Regions from separate parts of the Mus musculus genome. Here regions 1 and 2 are each linked to region 3. The links are chromatin loops, found by intact Hi-C in ENCODE. Cell type or tissue: left cerebral cortex. All regions are shown on one strand. Each heading gives the region's core, and the rest is flanking DNA. Links, peaks and the distances in the headings are about the cores only.

What was found. Hi-C counts contacts between places; a loop is a spot of excess contacts. Peaks named below come from ENCODE experiments on the same cell type or tissue, not always from the same donor. Only the 100,000 strongest peaks of a DNase experiment are listed, where the experiment ranks them.
Region 1: a loop joins it to region 3, with 3 times the contacts of the local background. A loop is called at or near these places in 5 of 42 quality-filtered maps.
Region 2: it touches region 3 in a loop (5-fold over the local background); 4 of 42 quality-filtered maps call a loop at or near these places.

What each region holds. Positions count from the first base shown.
Region 1 is chr3:50,918,529-50,923,259 of GRCm38, reverse strand. No RefSeq gene overlaps it. Among named protein-coding and RNA genes, the nearest start is that of Gm37548, 32 kb to the right of the region's middle. In left cerebral cortex, for the core only: no CTCF peak of the experiment used is centred there; a DNase peak (open chromatin) is centred at 2,564.
Region 2 is chr3:50,913,140-50,917,870 of GRCm38, reverse strand. No RefSeq gene overlaps it. Among named protein-coding and RNA genes, the nearest start is that of Gm37548, 27 kb to the right of the region's middle. In left cerebral cortex, for the core only: no CTCF peak of the experiment used is centred there; a DNase peak (open chromatin) is centred at 2,764; H3K27ac peaks cover 736 bases.
Region 3 is chr3:51,096,417-51,102,006 of GRCm38, reverse strand. No RefSeq gene overlaps it. Among named protein-coding and RNA genes, the nearest start is that of Gm29230, 9.9 kb to the right of the region's middle. In left cerebral cortex, for the core only: a CTCF peak has its summit at 3,013; no DNase peak of the experiment used is centred there; H3K27ac peaks cover 257 bases.

The DNA.
Region 1 (4,731 bases), core at 1,301-3,800, 180 kb after region 3:
TTGGCAGGATCTTAAGAATGAATTTGCAAAGCATAAAGGAATAAAAAATTGATAGGTCTGATTGAACTCAGATTTAAAACTTCTGCTCAAAAAAACAAAAACAAAACAACAACAACAACAACAACAACAAACAAAAAACCCTGTCTAACACCAGTAAAGCAAAGACATCTAAGAGTTAATTGCCCAAATACACAAAGAGTGCTTGCGAACCAATAGAAAAGACAGAAACAGTGCTAAGGAAACAAAGACAACTTGGCCAGTCCTCCAGCAGTAGATGAAGAATGCCGTGTTACTTTAGCTTTTCTTAAGCATGCTTTTTAAAAAAAAATCAGCGAGCATTTTTTTCCTTGTGCTTTCGATTTCATCTTCCCTGAACTTAATTTCTGAGAAACGTTCTCATTTTCTGTAACATCCACAGTGGATTCCCAGCTGTTTCTCCTTCAGCAAAGAGAGCTGCCCATCGGGCCTCACCCTGTTGTACATTCGTTGCTCCCTCGGCCTCTCTGATACTCTATTATCATGAGCAAAACTCCCCAGGGTGATATTGCTGGGCTTGATACTCCCTGTCACCATAGAGAGAGGATTGCCATGTGAGGCCTGATGCCATGCTTATATATTTAGAAGCAGCTCTATTACAAATATTTGGAACCACACAGAAGGCGCAGATTCGCTGTTTCAACAACGATGAAGACCCGCATGACTTGCATAGCATCTAATGAAGCAGGCGTGCCAAGAATGCTGATTGACAATATTTGGTGGCAGAGCGTTCCAAACTTGTTTTGCAAAAAAGTTTGTAAACTCATGCGCTGAAATTAGTTTTCTTCTTTGCTTGCCAAGGGCAGAGCGACTCTTCTTCTCCATCAGAAGCAAACACTGAGTCTCATCCGGAACTGGGTGTCAAGGAGCGATGAAACGGGAGAGGATCATCAGTCATAAAATAGGGGGTAGAAAAAAAGCAGAAAGAGCAAGGAGGATGAAGCCAAAGATGTTTTTGAGGCTCTGGCAGACACACGCCCTCTGATTGGATCCCCCAACATTCCTAGAAGATGAGTCAGGTGAGCAGATGAGCGCACCACATTCCCCAGTTGTGTCCACGCGGAATCCAGAGAGCTGGCGGATGTGTTTTCCTATGTGGCAAAAAGAACTTTGCAGATGAGATTACAGTCAAAAATCTTAAGATGGGAGAGCTTTCCCCTGGTTATCCTGGCAAGCCCAACAAACTGTAATTACAATGGATCTGATTAACGGAAGACCGAAGCAAGAGAGCTGGGGTCCAGAAACCGAGGGCCATCGATACCATTGCCGGCTGGGACTCCAGGCTACAAGGGGCTTCTAGAAGCTGAAGCTAGAAAGACAAGGAGGAAAAAAAAAGAAAAGAAGAGAAGAGAAGAGAAGAGAAGAGAAGAGAAGAGAAGAGAAGAGAAGAGGAGAGGAGAGGAGAGGAGAGGAGAGAAGAGAAGAGAAGAGAAGAGAAGAGAAGAGAAGAGAAGAGAAGAGACAAGGAGGAGAATTTTGGAGAAGAACTTTTTAGACCCCTGAAAAGGAACACAGCTCAGTCACCACCTTGGTTTTAGCTCCCTGAAATGATTTCAGGCTTTGGACCTCTATAGAAACAAGATCACAAATTGGAGTTCTTTGTTAGCTATTCGGCTTGTGGTCATGTGTATAGCAGAAAGAGAAAATTGGTACAAGAATGAGTTAGCTCATGTCGCTCATGGGCTTGTATGCTCTGAAATGTAGGATGAACACAGAGCTGTCTCTTCCCATGTGCACTCAGAATTCCTGGGTTGGGAGTCTCAGGCCTGCTTGCCCAACAGAAACACCCGTGGAACTCACCATCCAACATTCACTACATTCCGTGACCCAGAATTGAGGACCAAGCCTTGAATATTTTATTCTTACATTCCAGAGCAGCATTAGGAAACCAGGTCTCAGGAAGGAAGCTGTAACTGCAGGTGATCAAACTGTCTTGTGCAGTTGTGGTAGGAACCTTCCTGCTGTCCTCCATCTCTTTTGGGCCTCCTGTTTCTATTATCAGGCAGCTTGGATGGATGATCTAGTGAGGGGACTTCACACTGAAGCAAGTCCAGAAAACACCCCAAGAAGAGTCAAGACATTAGAGATCTGTTCTCTGTAGCCATTGACAGAGTCTAGGGCTTTGTTTAGAGTTTATTTTTCACTGTGACTTCCTGTCTCTACTATGTGTGGTTCATTTCTTCCCTCTGAGTAGTCACCTTTCCCCTTTCAAATGCAAAGCAACAAGCTAAAAGATGAAGCCCGTGTTTAAAAATATCATTTTGAAGGGGGAATTCCAATTACTGGTACTCTGAAGGAAGTTAGAGCCCTCCTCAGAGATATCAGCAGTTAGGTATAGTCCAGGAAAGGCATGTGGGACACATAGAAAGGAGTGGTCAGGTGAGCTGGCTGCACTCACAGCTCTCTGGAGTTCTAGGCTAACAAATGAGTTACAAGGAGAGAAGAGGAGACGGTGCTAGAGATGTAATTTAAGGCTGCAGAAACTCAGCTCTCACTGGTAGGATGCCGGGCTCAGGGTGTGCCGGGTGTTGGCAGCTGTCCTGTGGCTTCCAGAAGCATCAGAGAAACCCAGTTTCTGGGGCAGAGGGAAATACAGACAGACAAGGCTTAGTGGCCACATGTGATCAAGGCTGCAACAGAGAGCGGAGTGTCTCAGGGTGAGCTTTGGGTAGTTACAGTACTTAGAAGAGACCACACAATATTAATGGGGTTACAAAGTTGACCCAGTCAGTAGATATCGTTTGGAAACCATGTGCTAGCAAGCTTACAGTGAAAATCCCCAATTTCAGAATTTCGTTGGGTTCAGGAAAGGGCTGACCAAAACTCTTCTCTTAAGTATGCACCCCACTTCTGCATCTCCTCCTAGGTATGCACCCCCACTTTTGCATCACACTGTAGCTTTTCTGTCCATATTCAGAACTTAATTCTTGAACGAGTCTTTGAAGAATGTGGAAGATGGGAAAATTAGAAAAAGTGTGGAATCTTTTGGAAGCTCCCCAGACACATTACTCAGCAAGGTAGATAAACGTGTTGTTAACATTTTCTTCTTGGAAGAAAACATTTTTTTTTTTTTTTTAGTTTGCAGGAGAGAAGGGCACATTTGTTGGTTGATGGCTCAGTTGCCATGGAAACACAGGAATTAAATATGAAAAAAATGTTTTAATACATTAATTCTTTAGATCTCCTCACCCTACCTGCCTTTTCCTTTCAGGTGTGACAAGCCTGAATGAGAAGTAGCCTTGACCCCGGTCATCTTTTGAACCAGCGTCATCACCAGAGGCATGCTAGAACATTCCTTTTTCTCTTTCAGCTGGATACGCATTTTATGTTTAATTTCTTTTCAGGGTCTGTAGACAGAACCCAGGGTCTTCTGCGTGCTAGGCTAACAGTCTAGCCCAGCTCCATCTGCAGGTCTGGCTGTGCACTTTAGATTTGTGTTTTCGGTGTGACTAGATTGCCTTAGGTGCCTGTGGGAAAGTCTGCAGGCTCTGCGTGTGCTTTATAAGAGCAGTGCGTGGCTGGCGGGACTAGGCAGGTATGAGAAGACGGGCCATTTGGTCCGGCTTTAGAGGCCTTACTAGGCTCCGTGTGTTCACTTATTTCAGTAATGATAACAAAATGCCTTAGAACATTTTATTTATTATCAGGAGCAACTTGTTTTTTTGTAGTTCTGCAGCTCTGAAGTCCACAGTCAAGGTCTTGGCATATTTGGTGTCTGGCAAGGGTATTTCCTTATGGCAGATCCTTCTTCGTGTTCTCACATTCCAGAAGAGACAACGGGGTTCTTTTGGGGGGCATTTTTACAAGGGCTCTATTCCCATTCATGAACTAGTTACCTTCCAATGGCCCCACCTCATACTACTACTACCCTCAAGGGTAAATTTCAATATCTGACTCTTGTAGGGTGTGTGGGTTAGGTTTCATCAACTTGATACAAACTAGAGTCATCTGGGAAGAGGAAACATGACTGAGGAATCGTTTTCTCTCTCTCTCTTTCTCTCTCTTTCTTTCTTTTTCTCGGTTTTTAGACAGAGTTTCTCCGTGTAACCCTGGCTGTCCTGGAACTCACTCTGTAGACCAGGCTGGCCTCGAACTCAGAAATCTACCTGTCTTTGCCTCTCACATGCTGGGATTAAAGGCATGTGCCACCACTGCACATCGTGGACTTATTTCTGTCAGATTGTTCTATGGCATCTTTTTAATTGATGATTAATATGGGGTGGCACAGCCCATCATGAGTGGTACCAGCCCTGGGCAGGTAGCCCTGGGTTGTATAAGAAAGCAGGCTGAACAAGGCACAGAGAACAAGCCAATAAACAACTTCCCTCCATGGTCTCTGTTTCATTCCTGCTTCCAATTCCTGTTTTGAACACCTGCGTTGATGCACTGTGATTGTGATGTGGAAGTGTAAGCCATATGCTGTATTAGTTCTTTCCTCCCCACGTTGGTTTTCACAGCAACAGAGAAACAAGCTAGGACATAGAGATGCAGACATCAACAACATGGCCACTGAGATTTGTGATTGTATGCCTCATTCAGCCAGTGAGATCTTATAACTACTCTGCTTTCTCTTTTTGCGTGACGTGTGTGAGCTGGGTTGGCAGTAAGCTATTTAAACACCTGCCTACAGTACCATGGAGTTCAGACTGTTGTGCCCAAGTGTTGCCTTGAATCTATGTGCGTCTAGGACCCTGG
Region 2 (4,731 bases), core at 1,301-3,800, 180 kb after region 3:
CAGGTATTGTAAGGGTATTAACTCAGTGCTGTGGTAGGGGCACATTAGGGGAAGATCTTGCTGTGGCACCCAAACCAGTTTGAGGCGTTCTGTCTGCAGAGGCTGGATCATTCTTGGAGGCATCTCAAAGCTTGAGGTCTGTCCGGAGGCTCTTCACGTTCTCTTAGTGTTGCCCCGAGGCGCAGAGATTCGTCACACATTTATTTATTTATTTATTTATTTATTTATTTATTTATTTATTTATTTATTTATTTATTTATTTATTTATTTACCAAGTGCCTGCTGCTCCTCAGGCTCTGTGCTGAGCTCCAGAGAGAGAACCTTGGAGAAAGGCAGAGAGCTACAGAGAGCTATGAGATCCACTGGCAGCAAGATTTCGTCCATTCGGCTCGGCCTGGAGTCTAAGAAGCATTTCTGGTAAAGAGAGGTCTAAGTGTGAGCCTGCAGGAGACTAAGAGCCATGAAGCAAGAGGATGCCAGAGTGTGGGGGCAGAGAGAAGGCACATCATGGCTGCGAATGTTTTTTTTTTTTCTTGTAGTGTTGGGGGATGGTCATCAGAGCTTTGGATACAGTAGGAGCCTAGTTGTAGCCCTGGTGCAGCCCTGGCTGGAGAACGGCAGATTTAGCCCTCTCCATATTCAGTCTTTTTTCTGGTTTGTGATGCAGAAAGGATAAAATTTGCTTCAAGAGGGAAGAAGCCTATGGTGAAAGAAACATAGATGCCTTGGAAGATTGTCTGTCTACCCTCCAGGAGGGAAGGACTCCTCCAGCTGCCTTTCTAGGCAGACCCAGAGCCAACAGCTCCTCAGTGGACAACTGCTCACCCACCTTGGGACAGTTCTAGATGGCACGACATTCGGTTCCCAAGCTCCTTGCTAGGCTGGCTAAGACTTGGGTGGTCCTGCCTTGCTTCCCCTATTCCCTCCTCTCCTGTTTCCTTGGCAGTCCTAAGCTCATTCCTGACCAGATATTCATCTCAAAGCTTGCTTCCTTAGGAATCCCACCTGGGAGATTGCTAAAGTTTAGCCCCTTCATCATCAAAGTGCAGAGAGCTGTGGCTCAATAACAAAGTGGTGATCTACAGAAAAGCAAGAGCAATAATTTTTTTTTTCCAGCAAGAAAAAGCATGACTCAGACAAAGGCATAGAGAATGAAGGGACTTGGAACTCTGCCCTCTCAGAGTGTAGTTTAAGGGACAGAAAGCCCCAGACAATTGGATTCAGGTCTGAGTCACAGACCATCACTCTCGTGGAATCTGATTTGTGGACGAGCTGCCCCTAGGAGCCATTAACCCACATCGCACATACATTCTGATTCCTTGCTCAATGTTGCCCTTCAGGTGCCACGCTGACCTCTGGAAGATCAGCCTTGGGAATTACTGAGGTGGGCAGTGTTTCGCTATGGACCATTTGGCAGACCTAATTTCCATGGGAGGAGAATACCACAGTATTGTGGATTTGTCCACCACTGTTACTTCTCTTCTGGCCCTGAGATGAAGTTGGCTTCACTCTGACATGGTGAAGAAATCAGATCTTCTGGCCAGAAGAAGCTGTGTGTGTTCTTTGAAGACGGGATGCAGACTTGTCTCGCTGGGGGAACACACTGATGTCCTTGTGCTCTGAACAGACAATTCTTCTTTCCTTTTAAGAGTCTGCAGTCATATTTTGGGGATGTTTGGACAAATCCATCTTTTTATAGTATAGACTTAGAACTCACCTAGCTGGCTTTTTATTAAACTCATAAATGAAGGTATTTAAAGCATAGTTAATGTTCCAGGGGCATGATTGTCATGATCTAATGGGTTTCTTCTCTCTCTCTCTCTCTCTCTCTCTCTCTCTCTCTCTCTCTCTCTCTCTCTCTCTTTGCTTGCCTGTCTGTCTGTCTGTCTGTCTGCCTCTCAGAATTATCAGTGTAAACCAAGTAGTATATCAGATGGATAATGGGTGTGGGGTTCAAACTCTGTAGGTCAGCCAGTGTCAGCTGTATGCCTGTCTGTGCTCTAACCTGCTCAATGGGTGAAGTATGAGGTAATGTGTTCACAACAATGGTACACACATAGGAAGTGCCTAGGAGGGGACACATTATTGAAGGAGAAGAAGAAAAAGAAGGAGAAGGAGAAGGAGGAGGAGGAGGAGGAGGAGGAGAAGAAGAGGAAGAAGAAGAAGAAGAAGAAGAAGAAGAAGAAGAAGAAGAAGAAGAAGAAGACGCAGCAGCAGCAGCAGCAGCAGCAGCAGCAGCAGCAGCAGCAGCAGCAGCAGCAGCAGCAGCAGCAGAGCAGCAGCAGCAGCAGCAGCAGCAGCAGCAGCAGCCGCCGCCGCCACCATGGTGATCATTAGCATGGTGGCCATTTCTACTATGCCCCCAAATCTTCACATCAGGTGGCTTATGCTTTTTAAGTGTTAAAATAAATAAAACATCTATGCTCCCACTGTGGATAGATTTTCAATTTCTCCTATTATAGCAGGCAGTAAAATAGATTTCTTAATAAGTCTCCACGTTAGAAAGGCAGGTCTGACCAAAGAGTGGGCACATTAGCAGCTGTGAGATTCATCAGTCACAGCAGCTGGGCGAACTCTCTGGTGGATGTGCGAGAGTGATGAGCCTTTGTCACGTCACACCGCTTTCCCTCGCCATCTCTCTCCCCGGTTACATTTTTTAAAAATAATGCCGTTAATTTTCATGAGTGTTTCAAGCCTGAGTTAGATATCATATTATAAATACCTCAGAAACTGAGGAGGATCTGGGTAACAAGAGCAGATTACTAACCTCCCACGAATCAAAATCAGACCCACGGAATCCAAACTTAGATACCCATAAAAATCCACCCTGTTCTGTTTCCCCAGGATTACAGCCCGTTGCTGACGATTTAAGCCGCCTGCAGATCTGTGGCTACGGCATCTAATTGCAGATGGGTTTAAACCTTGAGCAGGTCAATGGAAGCGTGATGATCTCAGGATAATTTGTCTTTTCTGTATTTCTATGGCATGATATATAATCCCTGGCTGGAAAGGGTCCTTGTGGGTGTCAGCCTCTGCTCCCGCCTGTAATAGAATGAAGAAGTGGCAAATAGGCGATCCTTTGTATAAATCTCTTTTCCCTGCATAATGTGGGTCGAGGGACAGGCCCACCTTTGTTAAAGCAGGGACAAGGGCATTGGGCACAGAAGCCATCCTGGATTTGCTTCAGTAGTGCATGCACAGGCTTTTGAAATCTTGCCTTGCTGTGTGGCAGTCTTGATTGCCAGAGAGCCATGTTTCTCTTTTTACGTAAGTCTTGCTTTCTCTGCTCCCCCTTGAGCTAGCTGGAGCACCTCAGATTGGGTGGGGGTCAAGAACTTTGAAGAGGTGATTGTTACGTGGTGATGCAGGAGCCAGAGAGGATGGAGAACTGGTTTTATCTGTGCCTGAACCTGTAAGACTCGCTCTCTCTGCTTAAGACCTGATGATCAGTAACTCGACAGGGGTTTATGGGAAAACGTAGAGTGGGCTATAGAGCAAGCCTTTTTCTCTCAACACTTCAGGCATGCCTAAGTAACCGACAGGTAGATGGCTCAGTTGGTAAAGTGTAGGCACAGTTGGTAGAGTGTATGCAACCATAGGACACAAGTCCAACCCCCAGAAGCTGTGTAAAAAAAAGTCGGGTGTAGTATAATCCCAGCTTTGTTGGGGAGGTAGACAGGTTCATTCCTGGGACTCCTGGGTTCGCCAGCGTAGCTTGGTTAGTGGGCTTCAGGTCAGTGAGACCCTGTCTTAAAAAGTAGTGGAAGGCTTTTGAAACCCAAAGCTGTTCTGTGGCCTCCATATGCACTGGCACATGTACACACACACACATACACACACACACACACACACACACAGCACACAGAGTCACACACATATGTACAGTCACACAATACATACAGAGTCACACACATATGTACAGTCACACACATATATACAGAATCACACACATATTTATATACAATCACACACACACACACACACACACCATGCACACATACCACACACATACTACACACACACATGCATGCATGCACATACATACACACATACCACACACATACTACACACACACATGCATGCATGCACACACACACACACACACACACACACATAATATACAGTCACACATACCACACAAAGACTCACAGACAGACAGACACATACACACAGAGTCAGACACATATATACAGTCACACACACACACTTACACACACACACACACACACAGTCATACATACCACACAGAGACACACAGACACAGACAAACAGACACACAAAGAGACAGACAGACAGACAGACACACACACATACACACACACACACACACGCGCGCACACACACACACACTCACACACAGTCATACATACCACACAGAGACACACAAACAGACACACAAAGAGACAGACAGACAGACAGACAGACACACACACACACACACACTCACACACACACACACACACTCACACACACACTGCTCTCTCTGAAGCATCTTTGTCCTCATCCTTGTAGCCCCTCCTTCTCCAGCTGCTTGTAGATGGGCAGCACTGAAGGCCTGGGATGCTGCAAATAGAACAGGTGGGAAAGGGTTCGGTCTGGTTCCCCCAGGCTTGATGCAGCACAGGGGAAGCAGCTCTCCTGCAGTCAGGCATTTCTCCCAGCTTCTGCTTAGCATCCACAGCGGGGGTCCCCATAGGGTGGTCTGCAGCAACATCCTGGGAGCAGCAGGGC
Region 3 (5,590 bases), core at 1,700-4,199:
AGCTTACATTTTATCTTGCTGGTACCTTTCTCCCTTATAACGAACTGCTTCCTCCTCCGAGTCCATTTCTTCAGAGGCGCTAATCCCTTCATCTGGTTCTGAGTTACTAAGAGCTAGCTGCTTAAATTCATCCAGTGGCGGGTAGAGGCTCCTTTCCTTATGTGCCTCTCCAGCTCGATCTCCCTTCTTCTCTCCCTTTCCATCCCTTTTTCTTATCTCTCCCAAGGCATTCTTTCCTTTATATCTCTTTTCCTCGGGCTCAAGGCCCGTGGAAAGGCCTAAATTCTTCAGTGCACTTTGTTTCCTCTCTACTTTTACTTTCTCTCCCCGCTCTACCTCTGATAGACTTTCTTGAATTTCGTCCAGAACTTTCTGCCCCGCTTCTACCATTTGCTGACAATCCTCATAATCGCCGTGCAAACAATCAAAAGGGCTTCTAACTCTGAAGAAATTTCAAGATTGTACGTACCTTGTAGAGCCTTTTGTCCCACGGTTCTGATTCTGCCCCGCGAACGAGGGATCTTCCTTGCGCCGGTGTGATGACAGTTCCCGGGTTCTTCGGCGCCACTTATTGCGTCCCGCTCGACCGGCAAGAAAGACGCAACAAACCAGAATCTTCCGCGGCAAAAGCTTTATTGCTTGCTTCTCAGGAAGATCCCAAACCGGGAAAATGGCGCTGCTTTTATAACCCGCAGCGTGACGTTTCAGCACCTGATATGGCGTGACAGCTCCCGATTCGTTGCTTGCCCATCACCCCACTATTACACCCCGAGAATGGGAGTGACTAGGAGTGAATTCACTCTTGCACCTGCGTACAGGACTTGTTTACTAGTTAGGCACAGCGGAGGCCCGCGCCATCTTATAATGGCGATTGCTCGCGGCACACACGGCTCTCCTCAGAGATTACTGGCGGCACACATGCGATTGCTCGCAGCACGTACCGGCTTTCCACAGGAGAAGATAGAAAGAAGAGAACACTGTTGCTACAGGAACAGAGCTAGCATTGACCTAGACCAAAAGAATTCAGTCACCTGGGGGCATAGATTCTATCTCCAGACCTTGTTCATGGTGAAATTTACTTACTCAGGCAAGAGGTTTGCTTTGCATCCTGACCACAGACTAGTTTTTTTTCCCAGTAGCCACGGCTCATAAACAGGTAGAAGACCCTAGGGGCTCACTTTACAGTTGGGTCCACAGTTCACCCCATAAGCGCTGACCTCAGCTTCGTTCCATCCATGACGCATGCATACAACTTAACAACAGATGCTCCTTGCGAATGTGGTCTGCTTCTGAGAGCAGCAGCTTGCCCCGCTTCCCTTATAAACTCACGGGGGGCTCTATTCTTCTTCCCTTGTTTGAAATATGAGGTTGGTTATACCCTTGCTTTGATTCATAGAACCCTTCGTGAGGAAAAGGCCTTCAGAGACAAGGTGTTTTGACCTTTGACCCTGCCTGGTGATCTTTTTCCTCTTGTTCATGAACCTAACGAGTGAGAGACTGGGTGGCCCACGCTGGGAAATGATTAAAGGTGGCACTTTGCTCCGGTGTGGAGATGTAATCTTATTAATCTGCTATCAGAGTACATCTTGCAGGCAGAGAAATTTAATCTTGGTCACTCTCACATACCATATCTAGACAATTTATTTCCTCCTCACTGATCTAGGTTCTTGGACTATGGGGAAAAAATTCCTGGGCAGCTGCAGAAATTAAGGTGTGAGCTATGATAGGCATACACCCCGTGGCTCTGTGCTGAGCATGGCCATTCGGGACAGCACTTTCGACGACGGTGGTGGGCTAGCCATGGGGGTGAGGCTGCAGGACTTCCTTGGCAGCTAGAGGTCTGTGTGCCTGTGGAGCACAAGTACAGCGGAGTTGTTTATAAACAGCAATCAGGATTCTGTGGGCTCACAGCCAAACTGGCTCCATTTTTTTCTGGTTGTGTATAGGGTGGCTTAAAAAGACCCGCAGTATTTAGTAAATTAGGAAAATTATCTTTTACTCTCCCCCCTGTTATTTTGGAGGGTGGGGACTACTGGTGACCAAACACAGATCTTACACACTCTGTATAAGTGCTCCACCCCTGGGCTGTGTTCTGAGCCCTCTTTTAGGATTTTAGGAGCCCAGGCTCCTCTTAGAACTCAGTCTGCAGGTCAGCTCACTCTGCCTTTAAACTTTGAATCCTCCTGCCTCAGCCTCCTGACCACTTGGGATTACAGGTATGTACTAACAAGCTCTTTCATATTTCAATAATCAATTATCAGGGCATTTCAGAACCTTCATGGGTAGATATTGATAACTAATGTTTCCAGAATTCTTCTTTCTCCATAGTTCTTTGAGTGTCTGCGAGGGACAACTGGAGAGTTGGTAATACTCATGCCAGTAGCCAGTTAGGAACATTACGTTCTTTCTCTTTCCTTTCCTTTCCTTTCCTTTCCTTTCCTTTCCCTTTCCCTTTCCCTTTCCCTTTCCCTTTCCCTTCCCCTTCCCCTTCCCCTTCCCCTTTCCCTTTCCCTTTCCCCTTCCTTCCTTCCTTCCTTCCTTCCTTCCTTCCTTCCTTCCTTCCTTCTTTCCCTCCCTCCCTCCCTCCCCCTTCCTCCCTCCCTCCCTCTCTCCCTTCCTATTTATTTATTTAGTTTCTTATTTATGCTGGCTCACACTCAGGCTCTTTCTTCCTCAGTTTTTCAAGGGAGTATGGGGTAAGCCACCAAGCCTGGTGGAAATTTCTTACATTGTTTTAATTATGTGAACAATGTTTCTACAAGCATTAAAAATATATTCATTTCCTTGAAGTCGATTTTGTTTTTGTCCCACTGGCCAATAGTGCTGACATTCTTCAGAATAGGCCTTGTTTCCCTCACACCGTACTTCATGGTTTCTGAAGTAACACTAATTATCTTCCAATCCAAATTCATACTAGTACACTTCGAGTCGATGCTCAAGCTTTTAAAAGTATTCTAGTGTTAGAACAGGAAATTCTGTGAGATGCAGTTCTTCAGCTGGAAGACAGGGCTCATCACTCAGATACGTGGTGTGGAGGAGCACTCTGTATGGAGGACACGAGAGTGGAGGTGTTGGAAAGGGATGTTGTGTAGCCTCAAAAACCGCCAGCCGAGGTGAGAATGCTGGGCAAAGATGCACATGCCTTTAGTACAAGCACAGAGGGAAGGGCACCTCTCGGGGACTGTGGTCCTTGGGGGGTGGGGTGGGAATCCATGTTGGTGGTGAGCTCTCTCCCTCTGCACACCCGTGTGAGCACATGCATAAACACCTCCAACCTACGACTATCCTATTGTGAACCATAGCTTGAGCTGGTTCGGTAAGCCCTTGAGGAAGAATTCTTTTTTTGCTTTAAGATTTTTTTTTTTAATGTGTGTGAGCAACACACATTAAAACACCCGTTTTGCTTGCTTGTAGGCATGTGCACTGTAGAGGCCAGAAGAGGATGCTCTGTGGAAGTGCAGGCCCTTATGAGCTGCTACGTGGGTGCTGGCAACTGAACCTGGGTCCTCAGCAAGATCTCTCTGCCTCTATCCCGCCTCCCTCCTCACCTTCTTTTCCCTCCTGCCTTTCCTTCCTTCCTTCCCCACATCTAGGGACTAGGATTTATTAACTAACCATATTTAAAAATATTTTTAAGTATTTATTTTTATTTTGCGTGTATGAATGTTTTACTGGCATGTTTGTCTGTGCACCACACGTATCCCTTGTCCCCTTGGAGGCCAAAAGAGGGATTGGATCTGCTGGAATGGGAGTTACAAGTGGTTGTGAGCCATCACGTGTGGCCTGGGAACCGAACCCAGGTCCTCTGTAAAAGCATCACATGCTCTTAACTCTTTTATTTTTATTAGATATTTTCTTTATTTACATTTCAAATGCTATTCCCTTTCCTGGTTTCCCCTCTGAAAATCCCCTATCCCATCCCCCGTCCCCATGCTCACCAACCCACCCACTCCCACTTCCCTGTCCTGGCATTTCCCTACAGTAGGGAATGGAGCCATCACAGGACCCAGGGCCTCTCCTCCCATTGATGTCTGACAAGGCCATCCTCTGTTACGTATGTGGCTGGAGTCATGGGTCCCTCTATGTGTACTCTTTGGTTGGTAGTTTAGTCCCTGGGAGCTCTGGGGACACTCTTGAGCCACCTTTCCAGCCCCAACCTCCACACTTTTACCAGACCTGACTTCTATACAGGGTATCTCTCAGTAGGATAATACCAATATGAAAAGCCCACCAGACCTCTTTTCAGGTAACACTGAGAACTCAGTGGCGAGCAGGGATATTTTATAATTTTCCCTGCAGTGTTAGATTGGGTTGGCTTGGTAGGAAGTACCATGGAGAAGACGGTGTGTGCTTTACATCACCCTAAGAAAAGACACAAACCCTTCCCTTCCGCGCTTCTGGGATGACAAGCCCGAGTGCCTGCTCCATCTGCTCATTTCCATAAACAGCATCAGGACAGGGAGAGAAGAGCTAAAGGGATGCTTTTTGTGGATTTGTAATCTCGGGATAAAATGCAGATCCCGGAAACACATCCGAAGCTCCTGTTTATCCAGAGCGCAAACATCATCGCAGGCACTGTAGTTAGTGGTGAGCATTTCTCAGAGCACTGTCACTCAGGACTCCCACCCAGCCCTAAGGTCCTGTTTGGATCCTCAGGAAGACGTTCTTTCTTGTGCTCACTTTTAGTATTTGATTGATTTCATTTGGTTTTCTAATTTGCTCCCAGCTAATGGAGCCATACCTGGAATGTTTGATCAGCTGGTCCCTGAGTTTTCCTGCCATTTTTAATATGAATTGGATTTACTGCAAAGGAAAGCTCTCCATATTCTTTCTTGCAGATGCAACGTGGATGAGAAGATAGGAAGACTTTTCTTTCTAGCTTGTTGTTGTGGAAGGAGGAGGGGGGAGGGGGGAGGGAGGAGGGAGGAGGGAGGAGGGGGGAGGGGGAGGGAGGAGGGAGGAGGGAGGAGGGAGGAGGGGGGAGGGGGGAGGGGGGAGGGGGGAGGGGGGAGGGGGGAGGGGGGAGGGAGGAGGGAGGAATTGTCCTACCTACCGACTTAGTCCAGGGTTTAACTGCCCAAGGACAGAGTACTCACAAATGGTTAATTTCTAGACCCCCCAACTGCTTCAAGTGAAGAGACTGTCTTACTGGTCTAATTACTCTCTGAAAGCAGGTGGGACTGAGTCCCCAGTCTCTGCAGGAGACTCTCGCCCTCCCCTCCTGAATAGTTAGGCTGAGCCTCCTTTTAAATCCCCCAGCAGCCCTCTCTTCTGGTCGTTGTTATTTTCCTCCCTCACCTCTGGACAGTTCCTCACATTCACTTGAAACATCATCGCAGGAGAACTTGGCTTTGACAGAAGCCTCTCTGAAATTATTTTTTATCCCGTTCTGGCTTGCACTTGAATAATTCTCCATCAACGGCACGTCTGATTGAGTTGGCATCACAAACCCTTTTGTATGCTAGGCTTTTTTTTTTCCCTTCAAGAAATATTAAAGTCTGAATAAAATTGGAATAGCTGCCTGGTAATGATCTCATTATGTATAAATACAGAAGTGCTCGCAGGGGAGATAATGACTCCAGGACTCAGG